Regions from separate parts of the Homo sapiens genome. Here region 1 is linked to region 2. A link is an interaction called in ENCODE POLR2A ChIA-PET data of the cell type or tissue named here. Cell type or tissue: Caco-2. All regions are shown on one strand. Each heading gives the region's core, and the rest is flanking DNA. Links, peaks and the distances in the headings are about the cores only. Region 1 holds the start of LOC124902414 (a long non-coding RNA gene). Region 2 overlaps HNRNPF (heterogeneous nuclear ribonucleoprotein F).

What was found. Peaks named below come from ENCODE experiments on the same cell type or tissue, not always from the same donor. Only the 100,000 strongest peaks of a DNase experiment are listed, where the experiment ranks them.
Region 1: POLR2A ChIA-PET joins it to region 2 with 5 read pairs; 4 of 35 experiments call an interaction of 5 or more read pairs at or near these places.

The regions. Positions count from the first base shown.
Region 1 is chr10:43,323,085-43,338,594 of GRCh38, forward strand. It overlaps LINC02633 (long intergenic non-protein coding RNA 2633), which reads left to right. Exons shown (of 2, transcript XR_945901.3): 1 at 1-616; 2 at 4,287-4,854. All of the region lies in intron 2 of LOC105378271 (a long non-coding RNA gene), which reads left to right. It overlaps LOC124902414 (a long non-coding RNA gene), which reads right to left and starts at 13,324. Exons shown (of 2, transcript XR_007062130.1): 1 at 12,902-13,324; 2 at 11,430-12,546. RefSeq lists enhancers at 6,938-7,609, 14,511-15,170. In Caco-2, for the core only: no CTCF peak of the experiment used is centred there; DNase peaks (open chromatin) are centred at 7,287 and 7,624.
Region 2 is chr10:43,374,965-43,390,474 of GRCh38, forward strand. It overlaps HNRNPF (heterogeneous nuclear ribonucleoprotein F), which reads right to left. Exons shown (of 4, transcript NM_001098204.2): 4 at 10,654-12,972. The coding sequence starts at 12,920. The coding sequence ends at 11,673. FXYD4 (FXYD domain containing ion transport regulator 4) reads left to right here. Exons shown (of 9, transcript NM_173160.3): 6 at 535-609; 7 at 731-770; 8 at 1,068-1,105; 9 at 1,183-1,371. The coding sequence ends at 1,202. Among named protein-coding and RNA genes, the nearest start is that of FXYD4, 11 kb to the left of the region's middle. RefSeq lists a silencer at 5,837-5,886 and enhancers at 9,646-9,795, 9,816-9,895, 9,946-10,025, 11,763-12,264, 12,265-12,764. In Caco-2, for the core only: a CTCF peak has its summit at 5,825; no DNase peak of the experiment used is centred there.

The DNA.
Region 1 (15,510 bases), core at 3,735-11,734, 51 kb before region 2:
TCCCCGGGGGCACCACAGAGAGCGGGGAGCCTGCAGAGAGCAGGGACAGCGGCTTCAAACGCACTGTTTCCGGGCAATGTCACTAATACCAAAGTCATGCCTCCCACTGGACACTCCTGGGCTCCCATCCTTCCTACCAAGAAACTTTCTCTGTGAAACCCACGAAACAGCTAGAAATGGAGCCCAAAAGATAGCCAGGATAACAGACCACAGAGAGGATCAAGGCCCAGCAGGACCTGGCGACTCTAACGCTCTGGCACTAGGGTGTCTAGAATGGGAAGCCCCCAAGGGGCTGGAGTGGGATGGGGGTGTGATGCAGGCCGCCCACCAGGTTCCCTCCGGGCAAAGCGGCAGGGCCCCGCGCTTCCTGAGCCTTCACGGAGGTCTAGTGGTCCCTCTGCCTGAAAACCTGTCTGTTTGTCAGGAGGAGTTCGGAGCATATAATTTTGGGGAGCCATTTTCTTCTAGGGAGTTCACTTTCCTGTGCGGGGCGGCGGAGGAAGACAACACATAACTGAACGACAGATGAAGATAAATTATAAAAGAACATTGTTTAAGTGTTTAATCAGACAATGAAGAGAAACCCAAAACAATGAAACCTTTTCAAGGAAGTAAGGTACACAATAAAAAATCTCTTGGAGGAAGTATCAAAGCTTAAAGATGAGTGGAAAATCGGCTTGCTTTTTGGGGACCAAAAGAAAACAGATTTTTTGTTTGTTTGTTTTTTGAGACGGAGTCTCGCTCTGTCGCCCAGGCTGGAGTGCAGTGGCGCAATCTCGGCTCACTGCAAGCTCCGTTTCCCGGGTTCAAGCCATTGTCCTGCCTCAGCCGCCCGAGTAGCTGGAACTACAGGCGCTCGCCACCACGCCCGGCTAATTTTTTGTATTTTTAGTAGAGACGGGGTTTCACATGTTAGCCAGGATGGTCTTGATCTCCTGACCTCGTGATCCACCCGCCTCGGCCTTCCAAAGTGCTGGGATTGCAGGTGTGAGCCACCGCACCCGGACTTTTTTTTCTTAACACAGAGTCTTGCTCTATCGCCCAGGCTGGAGTGTAGTGGCTCGATTCTGGCTCACTGCAACCTCCAGTTCCCAGGTTCAAGTAATTCTAGTGCCTCAGCCTCCCAAGTAGATGAGATTACAGGCATGTGCCACCGCGCCCAGCTAATTTTTGTATTTTTAGTAGAGACGAAGTTTCTCCATGTTGACCAAGTTGGTCTTGAACTCCTGGCCTCAAGTGATCCATCTGCCTCAGCCTCCCAAAGTGATGGGATTACAGGTGTGAACCACTGCTCCCAGCCGAATTTTTAAAATATACTTGAAAGCTGGTTATCTATGAGCTGATGGCAAGTTTTTTTTTTTTTTTTTAAAGACAGAGTGTCACTCTGTCGCCCAGGATGGAGTGCAGTGGTACAATCATAGCTCACTGCAGTCTCAACCTCCCAGGCTTAAGCAATCCTTCCACCTCAGCCTCCTGAGTAGCTGGGACCACAGGCGCACACCACCACACCTGGCTAATTTTATTTTTTATTTTTATTTTTGTAGAGATGGGGGTCTCATTATGTTGCCCAGGCTGGTCTGGAGCTCCTGGGTTCAAGCGATCCTCCCACCTTGGCCTCCCAAAGTGCTGGGATTACAGGTATGAGCCACCATGCTTGGCCCCAGTTGCAAGATTTTATTAAAAATTTTATAGGTCAAAAATGTAGAGGTTAAAAGACCCTCCTGAGGAAGCTAAACAAAGTGCAGACAGGTACAAAGCTGAACTCCATCGGCTCAAAGAAAACAGTGCCCGGCAGAAGATGCCAGAGCAGTTACATTCAGGAAGCTCCATGCCAGTGGGAGCAGCCCCCTGAGTGAGAACTCCCTGGACTATCTGTTCTAGAAGCCCTGCCTTACAGAGTGGATGATGTGAAATTGTGAGCAGTTTCAGCTGTAGGCAGCAAAAACTTGGCCCAACAACAGAAAGAGAAGATAAAACATCAGAGGAGAGAGAGGACAGATGTCACCCAGACAAATTCTTTCTTAACAAGGGTTGAAAAAGGAGGCGGCTAGTTCCCATGCAGTGTGAGCCATGGGTGGTGGGCAAGATCACAACACACTGCACAAGGCAGAGGCAAGATGTGAGAATGAATGCAAGTCCTTGCCGGGAGTCCCCATGACCCCATCAGCCACAGGCCGGGGCACTGCAACAGAGGCAGACTGCACATGGACGTGTGGTGTCTGCATGGGCTGCATGGACCCTCACATGCCCACTCCACAGCTCCATCACAGGCCTCTGCAAAGACCTCCTGTTGCCCCGCCTTCTCTTATTAGTTTCCTGGGCTGCTGTAACAAATTACAACGAACTTAGTGACTTAAAAGAACAGCCTAGTTTTTTCTCACAGGTCCTGGAGTCCAGAACTCTGAAGTTAAGGTGTCAGCAAAGCTGCACTTCCTCCAGAGCCTCTAGGGTAGAACCCATGCCTTGCCTATGGTGGCTGCGGGTGTTCCTGGACTTGTGGCTGTACACCCCAATGTCTGCTCCCACCATCACGTGGCCTTCCAACTGTGTGTGTCTAATCTCGCACTACCTCTCTCTCACAAGGACACTTATGATGGCATTCAGGGCCCACCCAGATAACCCAGGATGACCCTCACCTGAGGATGCTTAAATGAATCACACGTACAAAGACCCTTTTTCCAAGTAAGGTCACATTCACAGATTTCAGGAAGAGAACATGGACACACATTGCTGGGGTGGCATTTTTCAGCCCACCACACCTCCCAGTCTTTCTCCTTCTAGACCCCTGATCACCAGCCCAGCCATCAGCCACTGTCCATCAGTTTCATGTTTACTCTAACCTCAGTCCGCTTCTTTCCACATAGTGAATGACGGTTGCTCTGTCAGAATTTCTGCCTATTGGGAGGACTTTCCCCCACCACTGTTTTTCAGGGCTGTCCCATGGCAGGCTATAGCACAGCAGCATTTGGGGCTTACATCCACCTATCAAGCCATGACCCAAGTTTGGCCCCTTTACTCCCACCTCTACCCCAATTCTGAGCTGAGTGAGACAGGGGCCCGATGCAACCTTTGCAGACAATATGGGGCCTGGGCCACCTGCTTGTGCAGCTCCTGGCTGCCACATGGCCCTGCTCTGGCCCAGAATGGAATGCACCATCACCATCATACTGTGAATGGGGCTGTTGGGCCCACCACTGATTTTATAACTTGGGTTCTAGCCGAACCCAGCTCAGGATGGGCAGTTCTGGCTGCAGAGTCGCTTGATGTCTGTTGCTGGGTGCTCTGCCTCCATCAGGGCCCGGTGGCATGCTGGGAGCTGTTCTGGTTGGGTTTGGTTTTTTGGGTGGTATATGTATAATTATCAGTTACAGATGGTGTGGTCTTGATCCAGAACCCTAATTGTCTGTATTGTGATTCTCCCATGGGAACCTGTCGTAAACTCCAAATGCCCTCTTTTTCTACCATAGATACCTCGTATACATTAAGGTCTGCTGGATCTTATGATGGAAGGAGCAGGGCTGCTGACCCACATCCTGAACTTGCTACAGAGCCCTTTCCAGCTCTGGGCCCAGAGCCTTCATATAGCTCAATAAGGGGGCCAGAGCAGCATGCCCACCTATGGGGTTTGCTACCTTTAAACCCAAGGGAGCCTACTAAGCATCGTGCTTTATTCTCGTTGGTGGGAAGTATGAGATGCAATCATTTGTCTTTTACTTTGGAAGGAATGTCCAAGCATGTCCCAAACCACTGGATCCCTGAAGTCTCCACAAATGTGTTTAGCAGGCTGGAAGATACAAGGTCAATATATATATCAATTAATTAGGTATACAAAAATAAAGTGCATTCAGAGGCCAAGCAAGGAGGATTTCTTGAGACCAAGCGTTCGAGACCAGCTTGGGCAACATAGTGAGATCCCATCTCTACAAAAAGTTTTAAAATTAGCCATGTGTGGTGGCTCCTCTCACCTCAACCTCCTGAGAAACCTGTAGTTCTAGCTACTTGAGAGGTTGAGGCAGAAAAATCCCTTGAGCCCAGGAGTTGAAGGTTACAGTGAGCTATGATCATACCACTGCACTCCAACCTGGGTGACAGAGAAAGACCCTATCTCTTAAAAAAAAATTAAATTAACTCAAAATGGATCATACACCTAAACATAGTTTTTGTGTTAGCTAAAACTATAAGCCTTATAGTTTTACCCATGCTATCATGGGTTATATATTAACCCATGCTATCATGGGTTAATCTCAGCTGATCTGGATTAACCACATTGTGACGGTTAATTTTAGGTGTTGACATGACTGGATTAAGAAATACCTACAAAACTGGCAAAACAGTACTTCTGGATGTGTCTGTGAGGGTGTTTCAAGGAGACTGATGTGTGAGTTGCTGCACTGAGTCGGGAAGATGTTCCTCAATGTGGGCAGCCACCATTCAATTGGCTGGGTGTCCAGAGAGAACAAAAAAGGAAGGAAAAGGATTTTCCCTCTCTCTCCTGGAACTGGGACACTCTCCTCTTCCTGCCCCCCGGTTCTCACGACTTCAGCCTCAGACAGAGACTTACATAATTGGTTTCCCTGGTTCTAAGGTCTCTGGACTTGGACTGGGCCATGCTACCAGCATCTCAGAGTTGCCAGCTTGTAGACAGCCTGTTGTGCGACTTCTCAACCTCTGTAATCAAGTGAGCTAATTCCCCTAACAAACCCCCTCTCATATGTCTATATCTATCGATAGCTCCTATTGATCTGCCTCTCTGTAGAACCCTGACCAATGCACACATGCTTATTACAAGGTATTGACCCTTGGCCAATGCTGTGCAATGGATTAACTAAAGATAAAGATGTTCTATAACTATGAGTCTGTGAGTTGCTTCAGGGCAGGACTACCAGCCTGTCAGCATTGTTCAATAATAATTGAACTCATTATTTGTACCTGGTTTTAGAGGGGTCTGGAAAATTTTGAAAGCTAAAGCTGGTCACAAAGTCGGAACATACCTATGTGATCAGCTCACTCTAAGACTCCCACCATGAGCCGACTTCAGGCTTCTTGGGACCGAGGTGCTTCCACACACAGTGTTCAAGGGCAAGATCTGAAATCAAAGTGCATCCTATGTGTCCCAGTGTTAAAAATATCTAGATCTCAAAGTCCCTTTAGTGCATAGCCTTCTGCTTTTGCTACTGTGCCTATAAAAAAGCACAAGTATAAACCGAGTCCTGCACGTCCTTTCAGCAGCTGAACTCTTAGGGTGATTAATGTGTAATTCACACAAATTCCTTAAAGAAGGCATAGGAGAACATCTTAACAACCTTTGGTTTGGCAAAGATTACTTAGATAAGACACAAACAGCATAATCCATGAAGGCAACAAATCAATAAATTGAACTTTCTCAAAATTAAAACTTTGGCTCTACAAAAGACTGTTAGAAAGAAAAAGGGAGCTATATACTGTGAAAAATATTTGCGAAATATATATCCAACAAAAAACATGAATCTGGAATACATAAAGAACTCCCATAACTCAATAATAAGAAGACAAACAACCCAATTTTTAAAAATCCAATTCATATGTGAGCAAAAGACATAAATATATATTTCACCAAAAAGGGTATACATTCGCAAATAAGCTTATTAAATGATGCTCAACATGATTAGCTATTAGAGAAACTCAAATAAACCCACAATCACTATACACCTATCACAGTGACTAAAATAAAGAACAGTGGCCTCTCCCTCTCCCTCTCCCTCTGGTCTCCCTCTGTTGCTGAGGCTGGACTATACTGCCGTGGTCTCAGCTAGCTGCAGCCTCCCTGCCCCGGGCTCCCGTGGTTCTCCTGCCTCGGCCTGCCGAGTGCCTGGGATTGTGGGCGAGCGCCGCCGCGCCTGACTGGTTTTTGTATTTTTGGAGGAGACAGGGTTTCCCCTGTTGACCGGGCTGGTCTCCGGCTCCTGACCTCAAGTAGTCTGCCTGCCTCGGCCTCCCAGGGTGCTGGGATTGCAGACGGAGTCTCGCTCACTCAATGCTCAGTGTTGCCCAGGCTGGAGTGCAGTGGTGTGATCTCGGTTCGCTGCAACCTCCACCTTCCAGCTGCCTGCCTTGGCCTCCCAAAGTGCTACGATTACTGCCTCTGCCTGGCCGCCACCCCATCTGGGAAGTGGGGAGCGTCTCTGCCTGGCTGCCCATCGTCTGGGATGTGGGGAGCCCCTCTGCCCGGCCGCCCCGTTTGGGAAGTGAGGAGTGCCTCTGCCTGGCCGCCACCCCGTCTGGGAAGTGAGGAGCGTCTCTGCCTGGCCGCCCATCGTTTGGGATGTGAGGAGCGCCTCTGCCCGCCGGCCTCCTCTGGGATGTGAGGAGCGCCTATGCCCGGCCACCCCGTCTGTGAAGTGAGGAGCACCTCTGCCCGGCTGCCCCGTCTGGGAAGTGAGGAGCGCCTCTGCCCGGCTGCCACCCCGTCTGTGAGGTGAGGAGTGTCTCTGCCAGGCCACCACCCTGTCTGGGATGTGAGGAGCCCCTCTGCCCGGCTGCCCCGTCTGGGAAGCGAGGAGTGCCTCTACCTGACCGCCCTGTCTGGGAAGTGAGGAGCACCTATGCCCGGCCGCCCCATCTGGGAAGCGAGGAGCACCTCTGCCTGACCGCCCATCATCTGGGAAGTGAGGATCGCCTCTGCCCGGCCGCCCCGTCTGGGAGGTGAGGGGCATCTCTGCCCGGCCACCCCATCTGGAAGGTGAGGAGCGCCTCTGCCTGGCCGCCCCGCCTGGGAAGTGAGGAGCGCCTCTGCCCGGCCGCCCTTCGTCTGGGAGGTGGGGAGCACCTCTGCCCGGCTGCCCCATCTGGGAAGTGGGTGCCTCTGCCTGGCCGCCCCATCTGGGAGGTGAGGGGCGTCTATGCCCGGCCACCCCATCTGGGAGGTGAGGAGCACCTCTGCCCGGCCGCCCCGTCTGGGAGGTGGGGAGCGCCTCTGCCCAGCCGCCCATCGTCTGGGAGGTGGGGAGCACCTCTGCCAGGCCACCCCATCTGGGAAGTGTACCCAACAGCTCGGAAGAGACAGCAACCATCGAGAACGGGCCATGATGATGATGGTGGTTTTGTCGTAAAGAAAAGGGGGAAATGTGGGGAAAAGAAAGAGAGATCAGATTGTTACTGTGTCTGTGTAGAAAGAAGTAGACATAGGAGACTCCATTTTGTTCTGTACTAAGAAAAATTCTTCTGCCTTGGGATGCTGTTAATTTATAACCTTACCCCCAACCCCGTGCTCTCTGAAACATGTGCTATGTCAACTCAGGGTTAAATGGATTAAGGGTGGTGCAAGATGTGCTTTGTTAAACAGATGCTTGAAGGCAGCATGCTCGTTAAGAGTCATCACCACTCCCTAATCTCAAGTACCCAGGGACACAAACACGGCCGAAGGCCGCAGGGACCTCTGCCTAGGAAAACCAGAGACCTTTGTTCTCGTGTTTATCTGCTGACCTTCTCTCCACTATTATCCTATGACCCTGCCACATCCCCCTCTCTGAGAAACACCCAAGAATGATCAATAAATACTAAAAAAAAAAAAAAAAAAAAAAAAAGAGAACAGTGGCTTGGTGTAGTGTCCCACACCTGCAGTTTCAGCACTTTGGAAGGCTGAGGGGGAAAGACTGCCTGAGCCCAGGAGTTCAAGACTAGCCTGGGCAACATAGTGAGACCCAATCTCTACAAAAAATAATTAGCTGGGCATGATGGCTCACACCTGTAGTCCCAGCTATTTGGGAGACTGAGGTGGGAGGATCGCTTGAGCCCAGGAGATCGAGGCTGCATTGAGCCGAGATTATGCCACTGCACTCCAGCCTGGGTGACACAGCAAAACCCTGCCTCAAAAAAAAAAAAAAAGAAAGAAAAAAAAATAGTGATAACACCAAATGATAGTGAGGATGCAGAAAAACTAGACCACACATTACTGTTAGGAATGTGGCCAGGCACGGTGGCTCATGCCTGTAATCCCAGCATTTTGGGAGACAGAGGCAGGTGGATTACTTGAGGTCAGGAGTTTGAGACCAGCCTGGCCAACATGATGAAACCCTATCTCTACTAAAAATATTTAAAAATTAGCCAGGAGTGGTGGCGGGCACCTGTAATCCCAGCTACTCAGGAGTCTGAGGCAGGAGAATGGCTTGAACCTGGGAGGTGGTGGTTGCAGTGAGCCAAGATCAGGCCACTGCACTCCATCCTGGGCAACAGAGCAAGACTCCATCTCACAAAAAAAATAATGTAAAATGGTACAGGCACCCTGGAAAATAGCTTGGTAGTTTCTTTCTTTTTTTCTTTCTTTTTTTTTTTTTTTAAGATGGAGTTTTGCTCTTGTTGCCCAGGCTGGAGTGCAATGGTGAGATCTCGGCTCACTGCAACCTCCGCCTCCTGGGTTCAAGCAATTCTCCTGCCTCAGCCTCCTGAGTAGCTGGGATTACAGGTGCGCACCATCATGCCTGGCTAATTTTTTGTATTTTTAGTAGAAACGGGGTTTTACCATGTTAGCCAGGCTGGTCTTGAACTCCTGAACTCAGGTGATCCTCCCGCTTCAGCCTCCCAAAGTGCTGGGATTACAGGTGTGAGCCACCATGCCCAGCCGGTAGTCTCTTATAAAACTAAATATATACTGGCCATAAAACCCAGAAACCACACTCACATTTATCACAGAGAAATGAAAACTGTTCACACCAACACCTGGCCACAAATGTCCACAGCAGCATTATTCACAATTGCCAAAAACTGGAAAAAACACAAATGCTCTTCAATGGGTGAATGGTTAAAGAAACTTTGATACCCCCATACCATGTAATACTACTCAGCAATAAAAAGGAACCGACAATTGATATATTCAACAACTTGGATGGATCTCAAGCAAATTACGCTCAGTGAAAAAGAGCCAGTTCAAAAGGCCATATACTGTGTGATTCCATTTATATAACATTTTTGAAATGACAAAATAGACAGATGAAAATCAGATTAGCAGTTGCCAGGGTTTAGGGGCAGAGGAGGAGGGGGCGGACATAGGTAAAGGGTTAGCATGAAGGACTTCTGTGGTGATAATTATTCTGTATCTTGATTGTGGTGCTGGTTACACGAACCTACACATGTGATAAAATTGCATTGAACTATTCACACGCATACATACAACACACACAAGTGAGTGCATGTGACACTGATGAAGTACAAACAAGCTCTGAGGACTGTATCAACATCAGCGTCCTGGCTTTGATATTAAACCATAGTTAGAGAAGATGTTATCATTGGGGGAAACTGGGTGAAACGTACACGAAACTTCCTCGAACTTTTTTTTTTTTTTGCAACTTCCTGTGGGTTTATAATCATTTCGAAATTTATCCTCTTTTTTTTTTTGAGACAGAGTCTCACTCTGTCACCCAGGTTGGAGTGCAATAGCCTGATCTCGGCTTACTGCAACCTCTCCCTCCCAGGTTCAAGCAATTCTTCTGTCTCAGCATCCCATGTAGCTGGGATTACAGGCACGCACCACCACACCCGGCTAATTTTTGTATTTTTAGTAGAGATGGGGTTTCAACATGTTGGCCAGGCCGGTCTTGAACTCCTGACCTCAAGTGATCCGCCAGCCTTGGCCTACCAAAGTGCTGGGATTACAGGCATGAGCCACTGCACCTGGCCCAAATTTTAAAATTCTTAACATATATTATTTTTAAAATGCTTCTCCACCCACTCCTCTCCACCGCTGTACTTCTGTTGCTATCTCAGGCAGTGGTCCATGAAGGCCAGCACCACAAATAAAGCTACAACTGCTCAGTGTTTATGTAACACCCAGATAAAACCACCCCCACCCTTCTCCATGTCATCTCAATGTAGTGACATAGCCAAAAGTAACGCAGGTCCAAAACCCTGAGCAGTCATGGAGAGCTTTGCTTCAAGTTTTCTTGGGAGGACTGTGGAGAGTAGGCTCCCATCTCATGATGCAAAGCAAAACTTCCTGATGTCGTCCTTCCCACCCCCGACCAAAGCTGCGCTTTAAAGCAGATCCTCCAGTATCTCCTCCCCTCTCCCCATCTGCTTCTCTCCCCCTAAGCTTCCAGCCTTCTCTTCCTCTCCCCTCCCATCCCCTCCAACAGGACTGCTGGATTTCCGGCAAAAACTCCCAGGTCTGTTCTAACATGGATCAGCCTGGGCTCTTCCCATCTCTGCCCACTCCCACAGCAAAGGCCCCATAAGGAGCAGCCAAACACTCGCACCTCCTCATGACACAAAGGAAAGGGAAGGCTGTGAACAGCCACTTGCGCTGTAGCATTTTTGTTTCTGTTTTTTTTTTAAAAAAAAATGGGTAGGCCGGGCACGGTGGCTCACGCCTGTAATCCCAGCACTTTGGGATGCCAAGGCAGGCAGATCACAAGGTCAGGAGTTCGAGACCAGCCTGACCAACATGGTGAAACCCCATCTCTACTAAAAATACAAAAATTAACCGGGTGTGGTGGCACGCAACTGTGATCCCAGCTACTTGGGAAGCTGAGGCAGGAGAATTGCTTGAACCCGGGAGGCAGAGGTTGCAGTGAGCTGAGATTGCGACGATGCACTCCAGCCTGGGTGACAAAGCAAGACTCTGTCTCAAAAATAAATAAATAAATAAATAAAATGGATAAAAGATTTGGAGAATCACCTCAGCAAAGAAGATAAGCTGATGGCAAATAAGCACAGGAAAAGATGCTCAACATCATTAGTCATTAGGGAAACACTCATTGAAACCATGAAGAGACACCGCGACACACCCACTAGGATGGCTACAACCAAAGAGACTCACCATGGCAAGTGGTAGTGAGGGTGTGAAGAAACTGGGACATTCATGCACTGCTGGTGGGAATGTGAAATGGCACAACCATTTCGGAAGACAGTTTGGCAGGTTCTTATGAAGTTAAGCATACAGCCAGGGATGGTGGCTCACACCTAATACTTTGGGCTTTGGGAGGTGGAGGAGGGTGGATGGCTTGAGCCCAGCCCAGGAGTTAGAGACTAGCCTGGGTAACATGGCGAGACCCTGTTTTGCCATGTCACCCAGGCTCTGTCAACCAGGCTGGAGTGCAGTGGCACAATCTCCACTCACTGCAACTTCCACCTCCCAGGTTCAAGCGATTCTCCTGTCTCAGCCTCCCAAGTAACTAGGATTACAGGTACGTGCCACCACAATGTGCTAATTTTTGTATTTTAGTAGAGATGGGGTTTCACCATGTTGGCAGGCTAGTCTTGAACTCTTGACCTCAGGTGATCCACCCACCTCAGCCTCCCAAAGTGCTGGGATTACAGGCGTGAGCCACGCGCCTGGCCTGCAAGACCCTGTTTCCAAAAATAAAAAAGTTAAACCTGCCATATGACTCAGTCACTTCACTCGTAGGGATTTACCCAGGTTTCATGAAAACATAGTCCACACAAGACCTGCACAGTAATATGTATAGACACTTTATTGGTAATAGTTAGAAACTGGAAACAACCCAAGTGTCCATCAACAGAAGAATGCAGCCAGGCACAGTGGCTCATCCCTGTAGTCCCAGCACTTTGGGAGGCTGAGGTGGGCGGATCATGAGGTCAGGAGTTCAAGACCAGTCTGGCCAACATGGTGAAACTCCACCTCTACTAAAAATACAAAAATTAGCGGCACATGGTGGCATGTGCCTGTAATCCCAGCTACTCGGGAGGCTGAGGCAGGAGTATCGATTAAACCCGGGAGGCGGAGGTTGCAGTGAGCTGAGATAGAGCCACTGGGCAACAGAGCAAGACTCCATCTCGGGGGCAAAAAAAAAAAAAAAAGAAGAATGCATAAATTATGGCACATCCATGCTATGGAATACTGTTTAGCAATTTTAAAAGAATGAACTGCACTCCAACCTGGGTGACAGAGCAAGACCCTGTCTAAAAAAGAAAAAAAGAAAAAATAATAATAAACTATTGATATTCACATCACTACAGATAAATCTCAAAATAATTATGCTAATGGAAAGAAGCCAGACAAAAGAGTACACATTGTATGATTCCATCTATATAAAATTCTAGAAATCGCAAATGAATCAAACAGAAAGCAGATCAGTGCTTGCCTGTGGCATTGCCTTGCCTCTCCAAGGGGTCCTTGGGGGAGGGAGAAAAGGATCACAGAAGGGCATAAGGAAAGTTTTCAGTGATGGATGTAGTCATTTTTTTGATTGTGGTGATTATTTCACCGGGTATATATATATATATATTCTTCCAATTTTGGCCGAGTGCGGTGGCTGTCACCTATAATCCCAGCACTTTGGTAGCCTGAGGCAAGAGGACTCCTTGAGCCCAGGAATTCAAGACCAGGCGTGGTGTAGCCGGGCGTGGTGGTGCACACCTGTAGTCCCAGCTACTCAGGAGGCTGAGGTGGGAGCATTTCTTGCGCCCAGGAGGTGGAGGTTGCAGTACGCTACGATCATGCCACTGCACTCTAGCGTGGGTGACAGAGCTCACTTGAATCTGGGAGGCAGAGTTTGTGGTGAGCCAAGATTGTGCCATTGCACTCCAGCCTGGGCAACAAGTATGAAACTCCGTCTAAAAAAAAAAGAAAAGAAAAAAAAGAAATCAATGTGGCTGCTCTCAAAACACCAGATACGTCTATTGAATCATGCATAGAACCTGGGAAAGGGACCTCTGGGTGGATTCCTGAATGCAGTGGACCTACAGTGAGTTGGGCCTGGGTCAAAACTCTATTGCCTAACTCTCATATAGCCCCAACACTACCAGGGGACCACAATAAGGCTTTGGGTCCCTGGGTATCAATGCCAAGATGGATTCTGTGTCTAGCAGCACTTGAAATGTTTAAATTCCTCTTTACCTAGTATGTGGCAACTCTAGTAAATAGCCATAAGTGCCACTGGGGAAGAACTGAGGAATCATGACCACTCACTCACTGCCGTGAAGGAGTTGTTCCTCCTGGAAACCCAGCCTCTCCTTCAGGCACTGGGGTCTGGTCTGAAGTTTTTCACTGGGGTAGCTGCCCTCAGCCTCCATCTCCCATCTTGGATTTCTTTTGGTTGTGTAGATTAAGCAATGACTTTGTGGGCTGTTCTCCTCCTTGGCCACAGGAATAACCTGCTCAATTCGCCACCTCCACAGCTCTGGGAAGGTCGGATGTCCCTGGCTGCCACAGCAATGTTGGCACCTCTGCTTAGAGAGGGCCATGCTTTCTCCAAGCCTCCAGGGGCTACACAGGCAGCATGTTGGCCCCACCTCCTGGGCTCTTTCTAGGATGTTATATCCTGTATCTTAGAAGAGTGTTCTCACAGCAGCCTGGGCAACATAGTGAGACCCCCATCTCTACAAAAAATAGAAAAAGTTAGCCCGTGATGCTGGCACATGCCTGTAGCCCCAGCAACTCAGGAGGCTGAGGTGGAAGGACTGCTTTGAAGTCAAGGCTGCAGTGAGCCATGATCGCACCACTGCACTCCAGCCTGGGCAACAGAGCAAGACCCTGTCTCAAATAAATAAGTAAATAAATAAATAAAAATAAACTCTACTTTATCCAACTTTATGTTCTACCCCCTCCCTACCTTGTCCCAGGACCCTCAGGCCTGCCACACACACGTGCACACGCACAACTCTCTCTGACTCGCTCTTCCTAGTCACCTTGGCCAAGTCCTGCAGCTTCTTTAGAATTTGGTCCCTGCCCTTTCTTACTAAGCCCAATGCCTCCCCAGCCAAGTGTAGTCTCAAGTTCGGGTGTGACCAGGAGCAGGTGGCTGGCCCTGAGGGTGGCCATTGCCTTGCAAGTCAGTGGCGGCTGGGCACCTGGGTGCTTCCCTTCAGACGAACCCATTCCAAGCTTCAGGGAGCCTCTGTCCCCACAGAGGGAGCTAAACTGACCAGGACTGAGAGTTCATAATTTTCTCTAATTATGCCCTGGGCTCAATTCTCAGCATTTTTAGCCCTCCAGTAGCAGGAAATAGTCTCTTTAGCTGCAGCCTCAAGGCCCCGTGACCAACACTGTGCTATGGTGTGATTGGTGGTGAATCATGCTTAGCCTTTCACTGTCTTTCTCTAACCGATGGTCTCAGCAGCACCCATCCAACTCCAGGCCTTATTGACGTCCATCCCCAGGACCTCTCAGAAAACTGAGCTATGGCATGTGGGGAAAAGCAAGAGAGATCAGATTGTTACTGTGTCTGTGTAGAAAGAAGTAGACATAGGAGATTCCATTTTGTTCTGTGCCAAGAAAAATTCTTCTGCCTTGAGATTCTGTTAATCTATAACCTTACCCCCAACCCCGTGCTCTCTGAAACATGTGCTGTGTCAACTCAGAGTTAAATGGATTAAGGGCGGTGCAAGATGTGCTTTGTTAAACAGATGCTTGAAGGCAGCATGCTCCTTAAGAGTCATCACCACTCCCTAATCTCAAGTACCCAGGGACACAAACACTGCGGAAGGCCGCAGGGACCTCTGCCTAGGAAAGCCAGGTATTGTCCAAGGTTTCTCCCCATGTGATAGTCTGAAATATGGCCTCGTGGGAAGGGAAAGACCTGACTGTCCCCCAGCCCGACACCCGTAAAGGGTCTGTGCTGAGGAGGATTAGTAAAAGAGGAAGGAATGCCTCTTGCAGTTGAGACAAGAGGAAGGCAGCTGTCTCCTGCCTGTCCCCGGGCAATGGAATGTCTCGGTATAAAACCCGATTGTAATGCTCCATCTACTGAGATAGGGAAAAACCGCCTTAGGGCTGGAGGTGGGACCTGCGGGCAGCAATACTGCTTGTAAAGCATTGAGATGTTTATGTGTATGCATATCTAAAAGCACAGCACTTAATCCTTTACATTGTCTATGATGCAAAGACCTTTGTTCACGTGTTTGTCTGCTGACCCTCTCCCCACAATTGTCTTGTGACCCTGACACATCCCCCTCTTTGAGAAACACCCACGAATGATCAATAAATACTAAGGGAACGCAGAGGCTGGCGGGATCCTCCATATGCTGAACGCTGGTTCCCCGGGTCCCCTTATTTCTTTCTCTATACTTTGTCTCTGTGTCTTTTTCTTTCCTAAGTCTCTCGTTCCACCTTACGAGAAACACCCAAAGGTGTGGAGGGGCAACCCACCCCTACATGGCGTCCCCAGTGCACATTCTCCCATTCTAATTCACCAACTGTGGAGGTTCTAAGTTCTAACAATTTCGCCTGCTTCAGCATGCCAGGGGCGTCAACCTGCCACCCACCACCAGGGTTAGCGCCAGCAGTGATGTGAAGCAGCTCGCACATCCCACGTGGAGCCTGCTTCCTCCACCTGCCCTGGAACCAAGCCCCTAGGTCAGGTTCTCTGGAAAACTCGAACTGGTCCTGTGCAGGCAGGAGCCACCCCCATGGTAGAGTGAAGGAGACAGGATGCCACAACGGAGGCCTCGCCCGATCCCTGGGGGAGCTCTGGTGCTGGGATGGCTGGTCAGGGACATCCTGCCTTGAGGCAAGGGAACTCTGCCCTTCCAGGCTACTGGAGGTGCCAAGATACCAAAAGGAGGGGCATGACCATGGGC
Region 2 (15,510 bases), core at 2,694-10,693:
CCAGGACAGCTTTCCTTGATCATCCTTCAAAGCCCTTTCTTTGCGCATGTCCACTTCTTTTTTTTTTTTTTTTTTTTTTTGAGACAGATTCTGACTCTGTCGCCTAGGCTGGAGTACAGTGGCATGATCTCGGGTCACTGCAACCTCCATCTCCCGGGTTCAAGCAATTCTCCTGTCTCAGCCTCTCGAGTAGCTGGGACTACAGGCGCCTGCCGCCACGCCTAGCTAATTTTTGTATTTTTAGTAGAGATGGGGTTTCACCATATTGGTCATGCTGGTCTCGAACTTCTGACCTCAGGTGATCTGCCCGCCTCGGCCTCCCAAAGTGATGGGATTACAGATGTGAGCCACCGCACCCAGCCTCACTTTTTTTCTTCTTAGTGTTTCCCCACGAGACGCAGAATGATGCCTCTGTTGCTGGCTTGTCTTTATGTATATGGCAGCGGCTGGCACAAGCAGGGGCTCAGGAGTGTCTTTTGAATGAATGACTGAGGCCCCAGGCTGGTGCAAGCTCACTCTCTGTACCCACCCCAGACTGGAAAAACCTGCAGCTGAGCGGACTGATCTGCGGAGGGCTCCTGGCCATTGCTGGGATCGCGGCAGTTCTGAGTGAGTGGCAGGACAGGTGGGGCTGGAGGACAGGGTGGGGCTGGCGGACAGGGTGGGGCAGAAAGAGAGAGTGCTCTCATTCCAGCACTGACCCTGGCGCTGACCCCTCTCTCTCTCCCAGGTGGCAAATGCAAATGCAAGAGCAGCCAGAAGCAGCACAGGTGAGCCTGACCCTATGGTGCCCTCCTCCTTCGGGGCAGAACTACGGGGGGACAGTCCTGACCTGGAGAGTGGACAGCATCCTGGCCACTCGCTGGGCTTGCAGCTGGCTTTGTTATTCAGATAGTCAACCCTGAAGGGCCCCAGTCAGGAAAGCTCTGACCTCGGTATTGTGGGAAGTGACCATGGAAGGAGAGCAAGGACTTGCACTCCTGGGGCCGGGCAGCAAGAGTCTGGGATATAGGGGAGAAGGTCCTCCAGGCTAACCTGATACTACTCTGATGTGGTCCTTTCTCTAGTCCTGTACCTGAGAAGGCCATCCCACTCATCACTCCAGGTGAGACGGGCTTCTGTGGGCTGAGGGGGTGTCTGTGTAAGGACTGTGTCTGATGGCCTGCCCGCCACTCTCCGCAGGCTCTGCCACTACTTGCTGAGCACAGGACTGGCCTCCAGGGATGGCCTGAAGCCTAACACTGGCCCCCAGCACCTCCTCCCCTGGGAGGCCTTATCCTCAAGGAAGGACTTCTCTCCAAGGGCAGGCTGTTAGGCCCCTTTCTGATCAGGAGGCTTCTTTATGAATTAAACTCGCCCCACCACCCCCTCCTCGGTAGTCTTGTGATCCATCGTCTTTGGGTCTGGGGGTGGGTAATCCCTTGGATTGCTGACTTTCCCTGGATGCCCACTCCCAGCAAGCTTCCCAGTCCCTGAGTCCCTGCCGCCCAACTGTCTCCTATGGCTCCCACTCCAGCAAGCCCCACAGAGAGACCCATGCACTGTGAGATACCACAGTGTTATAACAGAAGACCTTTCCATTTCCACCACTTGCACGGGGGCCCTAGAAGTCCTGATGCCTCAGGTACCCATGACTTCCTTTAATCTAGAGCGACCCCCAGGGCTCACCCCCCCATTGAGACCTCAATTGAGACCCCCCATTGAGACCTCACCCAGTGAATGCTCTCTATGGTAGAAAATGTAGCAATTCCTTTGACCCATCCCAGTAAAATCCTCAGCTCACCCCATGGGCCCCCCTCCTCCCAGGAAATATCCTGTGAAATTCCATGAAGAAGTATGTCTCGAGAAGCCCTGCATAGTGCATGTGGGAGACAAACACCATGTGTGCAAATCCAAGTTCTTTGGCATGCCTGAACTCCCCTCCAGGAAGACTTCCCTGGCAATGTCCCTGTGGCACCCCAGGCAGGGGTGTGAAGTGCCACTTCTGCCTGGTGCCCATCCTGCAGTCCTGCCCCTTGACAGCCCAGGAGAAGGAACTGAGACCACTTCTAGCCTCTGCCTCCAGCAAAGGCCAGAGAACAATGGAGTCCCCGCCAGGTGGCAGCTCCCAATCTGAGGCCAGGGCTTGGGCTGGGCAGCTGTCTCCAATGATGCACCCTTCCTCCATGTCTCAGGGTGGGCCACATCCTTGAGAAGTATGATGTATCCTAGACTTAGGGTCACCTGCCTTGTGGGTGGGGTCAGAGACTTGTGCAGGGCCCCAGAGGTGTAAAAATGAGGTCCACATGTCTTCCAGGGCCTTTGAAACAGGACACGTAGGGACTGAGAGCAAGGTTCCAAGGTGGGGCTGAGTGGGACTAAAGATACCTGGCTGAGTCCAGCCACTATCAGGGAATCTTGGGTGGGTCACAGAAGGCCTGGCAAGCCCCAGTGCTTTGGGGAAGCTGTCCTGTACCAGCAGCCCCAGGTGGTATGGCCAGCCCAGAGGCAGCGCTGAGTCTGCACAGGTGGACCTAGGGAGGGGCCTGTGCGCAAACCACCCTGGTGGAGGGAATTAGCAGCACGACTGGAATGCAGGCGATAGGATCACTGAGGAGGCAAGGCCCAGCCCTGCAGGACGCAGAGGCAGGGGTGGGAGCCACCCAGCAGGGCTGGTAGAAGGGGGCTCCTGAGCACGCCTCCTCATCCAGGGGGTGCAGTGCAGAGCTCTCTCCTCGTTGGCACGGGAAGACGCTGGTGTGAGAGACTGCTTTTGAGAACATGAAAAGTGCGGTAAGAAAGCCAAGTCTGGAGTGGCAGACCCAGGGGAAGCCACACAAAGGTGACCGGAAGCAGTGCATGCTTTCTGACTGAGGAACCCAGGGCCACGCAGTCACGACTATCAGGAGCTCTGCTGTTTGAAATCCTAGCAAACCCTGTCCTTGCATGGTGGCCCCATGACCCTGACAAGAGATGCAGCCTCAACTTCCAACCCCAGTGCCCCACTGGGGAGCAGAGGTTTCTGGACGTGACAGCCACCCACCTCCACCTTCACATGTATCCTGGGGCCACGTCGTGGTGGAGACCTGCCGCTCTTCTTTCAAGCTCTCATGCTGCTTCATTTAAACTTCTCCTGGACAGGTGTCACAGTTCCCCCAAGTCCTATAAGTGACCACTTATGTAGGAGGCCCCACCACACGAGTCCCTAGGTGTGACTGTCCAGTGACAGGCTTATCTCTCTGATGTGGAGGGTGACGGCTCTCGCTCATGGAACCTGGGAAAATCATGGTGGGAGGAGTCAGAAACTGATGGGAGGCCAGGTCTGGATGACAGTGGAGGATGGAGTCAGTGTTAGCCCCAGATGGACAAGGCCAGGCCCTGGAGTTGGGACCCTGGTTCCCAGGGGAAACGAGCTCTCCTCTCTCCCTTCTGGGAGTGAGGAATGGGCTGACTAGGGCATGACAGAGGCTCTCCAGGCTTCCCTTTGTGGGATTACTGGCTGTGCGTCAGAGACCCCTTCCTGGGGCCTGTTTCAGAGCTGGTGGGTGATTTCCCCTTGTCATCCTCTCCTAGTTGAGGGGCTGTGGGGAGAGGTAGGGGGGACCAGAGAAAGCAAAGTGTCATTTCCACTCAATTGGGGATTTACTGAGTGACAGACACCACTGTAAACACTTCACACATGTCAAATTTTCCTAGCAACCTATGTGATGCGGATGACATTAGGGTTAGGGTTAGGTTAGAGGAGAGGAGGCACCCAGAGGTTCTCATGGGCTAACGAATTCCACAGCCAGCCTCCAACCCTGGTGTCCTGCTCCTGAGCCCTGTTTCCAAAGGACTGGGGCCTGTTGCCTTCCCGATGTTTATCATTGTCAAAGACAGAGCCCAGGGACTGTGCTGCTGGGTGACTATACATCCTTCCTCACTTTTTTATTTTAAAAATCTTTTATTTTTCAGGGCTGGGTTCAGTGGCTCACGCCTGTAATCCCAGCACTTTGGGAGGCCGAGGTGGGAGGATCATTTTGAGGTCCAGAGTTCAGGAGCAGCCTGGCCAACATGGTGAAACCCTGTCACTACTAAAAATACAAAAATTGGCCGGGTGCAGTGGCTCATGCCTGTAATCCTAGCTACTCAGGAGGCTAAGGTGGGAGGATCACTTGAACCCAGGATGTGGAGGTTGCAGTGAGCCGAGATCGCACCACTGCACTCCAGCCTGGGTGACAGACCGAGACTCTGTCTCCAAAAAAAAAAAAAAAGAAAGAAAGAAAACAAACATCACAGAGACATTTACTCACAAAGTAAACCAACTTCTAACCTAGCACCCCAAAATAATCAAGTTTAAAAGTTTGCAAAAAAAAAAAAATTGTTCTCTAGTCTTTCAGATCATCTTTTCCCTCTTGTACCTGGGAGTTGGCCTTGTGAGTTTGGAATCAGAACTCAGGCTATTGCCAGGCACAGTGGCTCAAGCCTGTAATCCAAGCACTTTGGGAGGCTGAGGCGGGCAGATCACCTGAGGTCGGGACCAGCCTGACCAACATGGTGAAACCCCGTGTCTAGTAAAAATAGAAAATTAGCTGGGCGTGGTGGCACATGTCTGTAATCCCAGCTACTCAGGAGGCTGAGGCAGGAGAATTGCTTGAATCCGGGAGGCGGAGGTTGCAATGAGCTGAGATCGTGCCATTGCACTCCAGCCTGGCAACAGAGTGAGACTCGGTCTCAAAAAAAAAAAAAAAAAGGTATTGTTTCAGAACCCAAAGGTGAGGACTAGAGAAAGGACTTATTATTCTGATTTAAAATAATACTTTTTTTTTTTTTTTTTTTTGAGACAAAGTCTGGCTCTGTCGCCCAGGCTGGGGTGCAGTGATGCAATCTCATCTCACTGCAACCTCTGCTTCAGCCTCCCAAGTAGCTGGAACTACAGGCACATGCCACCACACCCGGCTATATTTTTTGTAGAGATGAAGTCTCGTCATGTTGCCCAGGCTAGTCTCAAACTCCTGAGCTTAAGCCTCCCAAAGTGCTAGGAATACAGGCGTGAGCCATGGCACCCAGCTCTCTTTTTTTAATTTCTGTATTTTTTTTATTTTCTTCTTTTTTTTCTTAAAACTGGGTCTCACTCTCTCACCCAGGCTGGAGTGCAGTAGCATGATTACAGCTCATGGCAGCCTCAACCTCCCAGGCTAAAGCAATCTTCCCACTTCAGCCTCCAGATTAGGTAGGACCACAGGCGCGTGTCACTATGCCCAGCAAATTTTTTCTTTTGAGATGGAGTTTCGCTCTTGTTGCCCAGGCTGGAGTGCAATGGCATGATCTCGGCTCACCACAACCTCTGCCCCCTGGGTTCAAGTGATTCTCCTACCTCAGCCTCCTGATTAGCTGGGATTACAGGCATGTGCCACCATGCCTGGCTAATTTTGTTTTTTTTTTTTAGTAGAGACGGGGTTTTTCCATGTTGGTCAGGCTGGTCTCGAACTCCCAGCCTCAGGTGATCCACCCACCTCAGCCTCCCAAAGTGCTGGGATTACAGGCAAGAGCCACTGCACCTGGCCCAGCTAATTTTTTTTATGTAGAGATGGGCTCTCACTGTGTTGCCTAGGCTGGTCTGGAACTCCTGCGTTCAAGCAATCCTCCCACCTCAGCCTCCCAAAATGCTGGGACTACAGGCGTGAGCCACAGCACCTGGCCTGCATCTTTTTTCTCAACTAAAACAAAACAAACTAAAACAAAACTAAAACAACTAAAACAAAACAAACTAAAACAAAACAAACTAAAACAACTAAAACAAAACAAACTAAAACAAAACAAAACAAAAAAACCTTACATTTAAGATAATTGTAGATTCACATGCAATTGTAAAAAATAATGGGGAGAGATAAGCCAGTTTCCCCCAGTGGCAACTTCTTGCATAGCTATAGTACACTATATCACAGCAGAATATTGAAACTGCTAGAAGCATTGGCCTTACTGAGATTTCACCAGTGTTACATCACTCATTTGTGTGTGTATGTACGTTTAGTTCTGTGCAACTTTATCACCTGTGATGCCTGTGACCACCACAGTCAAGATCTGGACCAGTTCATTACCAGGATCCCTCATGCTCCTCTTTTATAGCCAAACCCATTTCCCTCCCTACTTAGGCCCCCTAGGCCTAACCTCTGGCAACCACTAAACTGTCCTCTATCTCTATAGTTTTGTTATTTCGAGAATGTTAGGACCGGGCACGGTGGCTCACACCTGTAATCCCAAAACTTTGGGAAGCCGAGGCAGGTGGATCATCTAAGGTTAGGGGTTCGAGACCAGCCTGACCAACATGGTGAAACCCTGTCTCTACTAAAAATACAAAATTAGCCAGGTGTGATGGCAGGCGCCTATAATCCCAGCTACTCGGGAGGCTGAAGCAGATGAATCACTTAAACCCAAGAGGAAGAGGTGCACTGCATTCCAACCTGGGCAATAGAGTGAGACTCCGTCTCAAAAAAAAGAAAAAAAAAGTGTTAGGCTGGGTGTGGTGGTGCATGCCTGTAGTCCCAGCTACTTAGGATGAGGCAGTTGGATCACTTGAGAGTTTGAGGCTGCAGTGAGCCGTGATCGCGATCATGCCACTGCACTCGAGCCTGGGTGACAGAGCAAGGCCCAGTCTCAAAAAAAAAAAAAAAAAAAAAAAGAGAGAGCTATCATCTCACCACTGCTCTTTAGCTCTTTAGCATGGGCAACAGAGTAAGATTCCTTTTTTTTTTTTTTTTTTTTTTAGAGACGGAGTCTCGCTCTGTCACCAGGCTGGAGTGCAGTGGCATGATCTCGGCTCACTGCACCCTCCGCCTCCTGGGTTCAAGAATTCTCCTGCCTCAGCCTCCTGAGTAGCTAGGACTACAGGCGTGTGCCCCCACGCCCAGCTAATTTTTGTAATTTTAGTAGAGATGGGATTTCACCATGTTGGCCAGGATGGTCTGGAACTCCTGACCTCAGGTGATCCGCCCGCCTCGTCCTCCCAAAGTGCTGAGATTATAGGTGTGAACCACCGCGCCCAGCCCAATTCTTTTAAAAAAACAAAAACTGATAATAAAACTGAGATGCCTTGAGACTTGATGCATCTGTCAGCACCCAAATCATGAGGGTGGTCTTAGTGCAGGTGACTTATCTCCCATACTGCTAAGTACTTGGGGGCAGCTTCTTGAAAGGTAACTAGGCTGGGCATGGTGGCTCATGCCTGTAATCTCAGCACTTTGGGAGGCTGAGGTGGGCAGATAGCCTGAGGTCAGGAGTTTGAGACCAGCCTGGCCAACATGGTGAAACCCTGTCTCTACTAAAAATATGAAAATTAGCCAGGTGTGGTGGTGGGTGCCTGTAATCCCAGCTACTTGGGAGGCGGAGACAGAAGAATCGCTTGAACCTGGGAGACGGAGATTACGGTGAGCTGAGATCGCGCCACTGCACTCCAGCCTGGGCAACAGAACGAGACTCCGTCTCAAAAAAAAAAAAAGAAAGAAAAAGAAAAGAAAGGTAACTAGCCCTCTCCTGCAGAAAACGTGGCCTTGATTCAGAACACTCAGAGTTTCAGGGTTTGGCCTGAGTGTTTACTGAGACTTATCAGAGGTGCCACATGAAATCATTTAGGAACACAGGTACCTCTTTGATGGGGCCTATGCTGTCATTTGTAGCAGATGGCAGAGGAGCTGGTGGAGTCCTTGCATCCTTCTGGTCACCTGATAATTAGCAGGAGTAGTATTTCCTTTTTTTTTTTGAGACAGGGTCTCACTGTCATCCAGGCTGAGGTGCAGTGGTGCAATCTTGGCTCACTGCAACCTCCGCCACCTGGGCTCAAGCGATCCTCCCACCTCAGCCTCCCAAGTAGCTGGCCTACAGGTGTGAGCCACCATGCCCGAGTAATTTTTGTATTTTTTGTAGAGTCGAGTGTCTTGCCATGTTGCCCAAGCTGCTCAAACTCCTCAGCTTGGCCGGGCACACTGGCTCACACCTGTAATCCCAGCACTTTGGGAGGCCGAGGTGGGTGGATCACCTGAGGTCCAGAGTTCAAGACCACCCTGGCCAACATGGTAAAACCCCATCTCTACTAAAAATACAAAAATTATCTGGGCGTGGTGACACCCACCTGTAATCCCAGCTACTCAGGAAGCTGAGGCAGAATCGCTTGAACTGGGGAGGTGGAGGTTGCAATGAGCCGAGATCGCACCACCGCACTCTAGCCTGGGTGAGTGAGACTCCGTCTTTAAAAAAAAACAAAAAAAAACAACTCCTCAGCTCAAGCAGTCCACCTGCCTCAGCCTCCCAAAGTGCTGGCATTACAGGTGTGAGCCACTGCGCCAGGCCTCAGGGTATTTTCAAGGGTCAAAGCAGCTTTCTCCAAAATCCAAAAACTACTACCCAAAATTATGCCTCTTTCAACACCCGGCATTTTTAGTGACTCAAGGGATGAAAATTCTTATCAGGCCCTTACTTGCTTACACATTAACCACTCGCTTTTTGCCCAGTATTCCTTGTTCCCATAATGAAATTATGAACTGCTGAAATACTGTTCCTTGTGAAGGAGGGGATAACTTCAGGGCCATAAAAAAATTTTGCAGAAGTAATGAATGTCTTTAAACACACTGCGACCAGCTGCAGACACCCAGAAGTCTGGTTATTCAAGACACTATGTGAGACTAAAGAAACACAGACTTTTCCCCCCTCGGTTCTCTGAAACTGCCCCTCCCTTAGTCTCTAGCTGTGTAAAAACTCCCCATGCCTGGCATGGTGGCTTATGCCTATAATCCCAGCACTTTGGAAGGCCGAGGCTGTAGTGTACTATGTCGATTGGGTATCTGCAGCAAGTTCGGCCTCGCTATGACCTCCCAGGAGTGGAGGACCACCACGTTGCCTAAGGAGGGGTGAACTGGCCCAGGTTGAAAACGGAGGTCAAAACTTCCATGCTGAGGCTGTGCGCGGTGGCTCACGCTTATAACCCCAGCACTTTGAGACTCTCTCAAAGTCACTGCACTCCAGCCTGGGTGATATAGGGAGACCCCCATCTCTAAAAAAACAAAACAAACAAAAAAACTCCACGCTGCTTCTTTTTGTTAAGGCAGATTTCTCACCTTGGCCAAATCAAATAAACCTTTATCTCCAAGCACCTTTGTCTTGGTGTTTGGCATCAGCTACACATCAGGTACGCAAGCCTGAATTTGGGGTTCTACAACATAACAAGATGCAGTATCTTGACTTTTACCTTGCAGGGAATGCCCTAGTCATGCCCAAGGCCACAGGTTGAAAAACATTTCCTGTAGTGTCAGTAAATATTTTAGGTTTTGTGGGCCATGTGGTCTCTGATACAACTACCCATCTCTCTGCCTGCTGTAGTACCTGGGCAGCCATGGACAGTATTAACAAATGGGCACGGCTGTGTGTAGCAACAAATGGGCATGGCTGGGTGCCATGGTGCATGCCTGAAATCTTAGAACTTTGGGAGGCTGAAGAATACAGATCACTTGAGCTGAGGAGTTCAAGACCAGTCTGGGCAACATAGTGAGACCCCATCTCTACAAAAAATACAGAAATCAGCCGGGCATAGCGGTGTGCGCCTCCAGTCCCAGCTACTTGAGAGGCTGAGGTGGGAGGATAACTTGAGCACGGGAGGCTGACACTGCAGTGAGCCAATATCATGCCACTAGACTCCAGCCTGGGCATCAGAGAGAGACTTGTCCCTCCCCAACAAAAGTTAACAATCCTGGAGCAAGGGGATGTTTTGCTGTCCATGTTATGTTGTTACCTTGGGATGTCAGGTCATCTAACACATTCCCTTTCCCATCCCCTGGAGCCCTTTCCACCCATGCATCCTAAATCTAGCATAGACTTCCAGGGTTGTGAAGGTACTCTTTGAATCTCCACCACTCTACGAAATCTGAGGTCTCATCTTCATGGCATTCCAGCCCCATTTCCAGCGGAAACTCCACCTGTTTCTGTGGGTCTCCCTCACCTACAGGCCTCTCCTTCCCCATGCAGTGCTGACACTTGAAGCATGGTAGGCCCATGGGTGGGCAGAGATCCCAGATCAGGGTTACAGCAAGGACAGTTCTCCCTAGGTTTCCCCCATGCCAGTCTTCCGAGTGCCTCTTTCTGCGTCCCTGTACCCTGCCATTCCTGGTGATGCTGCTGCCCTCACATCAGGCCATCCAAGCATGCAGAACATAAGCATGCAGAACACTGGAACGAAGGGCTGTACCTAAGGTGAGCCTCTGAAGCCCAATGAGGCTAGAAAAGGCTGAAGACTTCACAGACCTAATTTTTAATGCAGCTCTCAGGGGTTTTACCAAGAGCATTTATTTACTCTTTAAGATACTAATGAAGACCCTTAATATTGGTAAAATCATAACATATAGGTTACATTATACAGCTAGTGAAGTGGGAAAATAAAGTTGAAGAATTCCCAATGGTAGATAGCATTTTTGCACAGAATGGTTTTAAATAAACTCCACATTTTAAAGTCCTGATGGTTTGTATTTAGCATAAGGTTTAAAATGATAGTAATACTGTATGCTATATATAGAGCTGCCTGAATTTCAACATTGCTGTTGCCAAGGTAGATAGCAATTTGAAAATGGGTCTCAAGCTTGATAATGTGTATCCTGTCATAACCTAATTAACAAATGCGCCCTACAGAAATCAGGAGCGTGACCAAAAAAAAAAGTTTAAATCAGCATTTTATAAAAACTAGAAACAAAATAATTGCTTTCACAATGTAGTACTTGAAACTAAAGTTCTCCAGCTATCAACAGATGTGACTCCAGCATCAAGGGCCTAGCAGGAAAATTCTGAATGGTTTACAACAGTGCACATAAGTTGCAGGTGGCTGGGGCCGTGTGTCTATTTGATGCTTCCCAGAATGTGTGCTGCTAGTCACCATTTCCACCATTCACATATTTAACATTTTTATTAGACTTTTATTTAGCCTCATCATAAGAATATAAGGGAGATCATAGATTTGATGTATGAAATTTTTAAATTCACACTAAAATACATTACGATTAAAATGAATTATCTTCAACCACCCGTTTTGCTATCTTTTGCTGAGTAATCTGTGCCAGTCATTGTGAAAAAGTCTTTATTTTAAGAAAAAAATTTAGTTAACAAAAAATTTAACAAGTTTCACTTAGCAAAATACACCCAAAAGGAAATCACAGTACAAAGAAAGTTTTAAGTCAAGGCCTCACCAATTCCTACAGTATTAGTATTGTGTCTCAATTCTCAAAACTAACTTTTAAAAAGCTTAAACTTAACCTAAAGGATTTTAAATGAAAATATAAACTAGAATGAACAAACATGAGAAATATTTCTTTGAATCAGGGAGCTAGCACCTTTGAGTTTTCCAAAAAAGCACGTCTCCCCAGTGTGTTCACTGTGATGTGGTGTAAAAGATCCACATTTAACATACTTAAACTACTTAAACTTAGATAACATCACTCTGAAGTATACTACCAAAATGTTAATTGAGAAAAGCTGAAAATAGTTTTAGTTTACTCATTATCACATGCTAGAAGAAAATTTTGCATGAGAAAACACTGAAGAGGTAATTTTTTAATCCAGATTTTTCACAAACTCATGGTGCAAAATGGGTCCCCCAGCTTCCTCTATTATAACTGCTCTTAATTGCTTGTTGGCTGCCTGTGAAAATGATTGAAGTAACTCAAATGTTCCTAACAAAACTAGTCATAGCCACCCATGCTGTTCTGCCCACTGTAGCCGGCCCCGTAACAGCCACTCACTGACTGGCTCTCCAGGCCACTGTAAGTGGCCTGGGCAGCAGACACCCCCATGCCTTGCATCACCTGGCTGCTATACGCCCCATTGCTGGCCCCTGTTGTTGAATTCAAGAAGAGTTCTATATATCTGTGCTGCATATTGGCCCTGTCTTTGGACATAGCTGCCACAGCTTCTTCATGAGTAGCAAACTCAACATCTGCTTCACCCGTCACTCTTCCATCTGGGCCAATCTCAATATGGACTCTCACAGGGTTGAGAGGAGAGAAGAAGTTGTAAATGTCGTTCTCGGTCGCTTTGTACGGCAGGCCCCTCATGTGGACACAGTGGCCTGTGGTGCTCTGCACTGTGAACTCACTGTCGCCGTATCTGTGGTCATACATTCCGGAGAGACAGTAGCTGAGGTCTCTCCCGAACAGGTCGGTGGTGAAGCCGTAGCCATCACTGAGGCCACTGTACTCCTCGTAGCCCCCGTAGCCTGTGCTGTAGGCACCAGGCCTCATCCTTTCCAGGCCTGCCTGCTTCACGATGCCAATGTACCTCCTGGCAGTCCCGGGCCGGTCATAGGGCCCTGGCCGCTGCACGGACATGAACTTCAGAGGGGGATCTGAGTATGACCTAACTTCCTCCTGGCTGCTCTTAAACACCTCAATGTACCTGTGCCCTATCCTCTCCTTGTGTTTCCCTAGAGCCTTCTCAGCTAACTCCTGCGAGGCAAACTGCACGAACGCTTCCCCTGTAATCTTGCCTTCGGGGTCCACAGGCAATGTGATCCCGTTTGGCACAATTTCCAACCCTGAGAAGAACTGAACAATTTCTTCCTTTGTGCATCCAAATGGGAGTCCTCGAAGCCGCACGAAGCCATCGTTGGCGCTGTCGGCACTGTTGGGACCACTGTGCTTCAACACCCAATCCATCTCGGTTCTGTGGGACTTGAACACCTCAATGTACCGGTGTCCCATGCTTTCCCTGTCTTTTTTCAGGGCCATTTTTACATCATCTTCTGATCCAAGTTCAACAAAAGCCTCACCACTCTGCCTGCCCTCTCTAGTGTAGATGAAATGGACACCTGCGGCCCCATCATGAATCGTGCAGTCAGAGAGGAAGTTCTGCACGTCCTCAACAGAGCAGGACCAGGGCAGGCCACGGAGCTTGACCACAAAGCCTTCACCTCCCTCAGGGCCCAGCATCATGGACACTTGTCAGGGTGGGTGTCAGGTGATCTTGGGTGTGGCTTTTTTGTGGCTGGAAAAAAAAAAAAGAAAAATTTATTTAGTATGCAACAGAAATTTTCCCCATTTTACAGACGAGAGAGGTAGCAAGACATTAAGAAATATACCAAATACAATTGAGAGCTAAGAGTTAACTCCAGGTCTCTCAAAAAATTACATTATCAGTCACAGGCAGTTTGAAAAACAAATCAGGAGTTTACAAGACAGGACGATGCATGTGAATGTGGTGCCTTGAACACAGAGAAATGTAAGTTTCAGTCAGTTTAGAGCAAGGGCATTTCCTTGTTATATTTATTCCACATATTTGTCATGATAATATGTGGCAGTTCACCTATAAGAGCTCCTGAGTTGTTCCTCCTAAACTATACGCCTTACATTTGGTAAAATAGTAAATTTAGTAAATCTGCTTGTCTATGGTAGGATACTTTTACTTTCATGAGTAAAAATAAGGGATGGGAACATAGCAGGCTGTTTTTAAACCACAACATAGGGTAAGATTTTCTAGTGTTCTCATCAGCAGTAATGTTGCCAGGATACAAGACAGCAATGGCTTCCACTGTCTATGGAGTTATGATTTTGCTCCTAAATTGTCAATTCAAACTAAATACCAGTCAAGTATGAGGCCAAACTGATGACATATACAGACAAGCAGACAAATTCACCAGCAGACTTAGTTATGTGCACTGCAAATAAATGGAGAAACCAGATCAGATGATTCACAGGTTCACATAAAATATAGCAGAATTGCTGCCTTGTGCTGAAGATCTGGAAGAGGGCATCGGGAAGAAAGGGCAATCGCAAGAGGGCTGAGAAATGCCCTTCCCACCAGGGTGGTACATGGCACCTGAAGTCCAAACTCAGAGTAAGGCCAACCACACACTGGAAGGCAGTCTTCTGAGAAAGAGGAGCAGCTGACCTAGACAGCAGGGTCTATAACATAGTCACAAGCAAGAAAAACACTGCAGTATCATGGGGCCAAAGACGTATTTTTATATGAACACTGTCAAGGGTGACGCTCAAAAAGAGCATAGGAGTATATGGAATTTTTTTTTTTTTTTTTTTTTTTGAGACAAGAGTCTCACTGTCGCCCAGGCTGGAGTGCAGTGGTGCTGTCTCGGCTCACTGCAACCTCCGCCTCCTGGGTTCACGAAATTCTCCTGTCTCAGCCTCCTGAGTAGCTGGGATTACATGCACCAGCCGCCACGCACGGCTAATTTTTTATACTTTTAGGAGATACGGGATTTCACCATGTTGGCGAGGTTGGTCTTGAACTCCTGACCTCAGGTGATCCGCCCACCTCAGCTGCCCAAAGTGCTGGAATTACTGGCGTGAGCCACCATGCACAGCTGGAAATCGAATGTTTCAAAGTGTCATTTTACATCAAGCATAATAGATATAGCTGGTGGCCTTTTCAAGAAATATGGGCTCATCATGTGGGGAAAAAAGCTCCATAAGAAAACCCCACAATTTAAAAAACAGACAAAAAGTAAAGGTAAGTGTAATTTAAGAAAAGGAAAAGCAAATTCATACTAAATAAATGCTCAACTGCACTAGCTTCAGGGAAAATTAGTAATTTTAAAGTTTGATGTAGCCATTGCAGATAATGACATATTATCATACAGTGCTTCATCATTTCAAATTGACAACGTCTAAAAGGATAATTGTGTAAATCTTTCAAATTTACCTGTGTCTACACCAGATTATAAAGATAACAAGATGTGTCTCCTCTCCCAATAACAAGCATAATGGCACAAATGAAACAGAACAGTATGTGATATCCTGAACACATCACCAAGACCAAACACTCGGCATTTACTCACGAACTGTGATTTGGAATGCAAGGGCTTTCAAAGTATACAGCCTAACTAAAAGATGTCACCCTTGCTAATGAGAGTGGAACATGGAAGCCTCTGGGAAGAGAGTCAAGGGGAGCCTAACCTGGATTGCTCATTGCCCACCTCAAATTATTGACTATGTACATAAACTCCATCAACTTTTATAAAATAATCCTGAACGGCAAATGATTGGGCATAAATAATCCTATCCCCAATTCTCAAACTGTGCTTTGGGTCTGCAACAAACCCTGGGGTTTAGCCTCCACCTTAGAAAGTAATGGTCTCCGCCTCCCCAGGGCCTTATCTAAATCCCCTGCATATGGCCACTGCAACATGCTGATCTGGCAGAGCAAGGTCACAGCAGATTCTTCCTCTCCTGTCCACGGAGGGAATTCTGTGCTAACAGTTCAGAAGCTCCTCCTTGGAGAGTCAGGGCAAGTTTGTATTGTGTCTCTTGGGATAATGGGTCTGGGACAGCTCAATTACAGGTGGGGGCTTCTTATGCAATTCCATTCCCAACACTGGGTCAGGCTAGGCACCGCCTGTCCTTTTGTCTTTGACCATACCCTGGTCTTGCTCCTCACTCATGAAAAGTATCTGAAGGCCTCCCTCGAGTTCTGTTCCTAGCCTTAGGTCCAGCCATCGTTCCGGGTAGGGGAGATGAAGCCATAATCCACTAACCATTTTCTCCTGGACTCCTACCTCCAATGATTTCA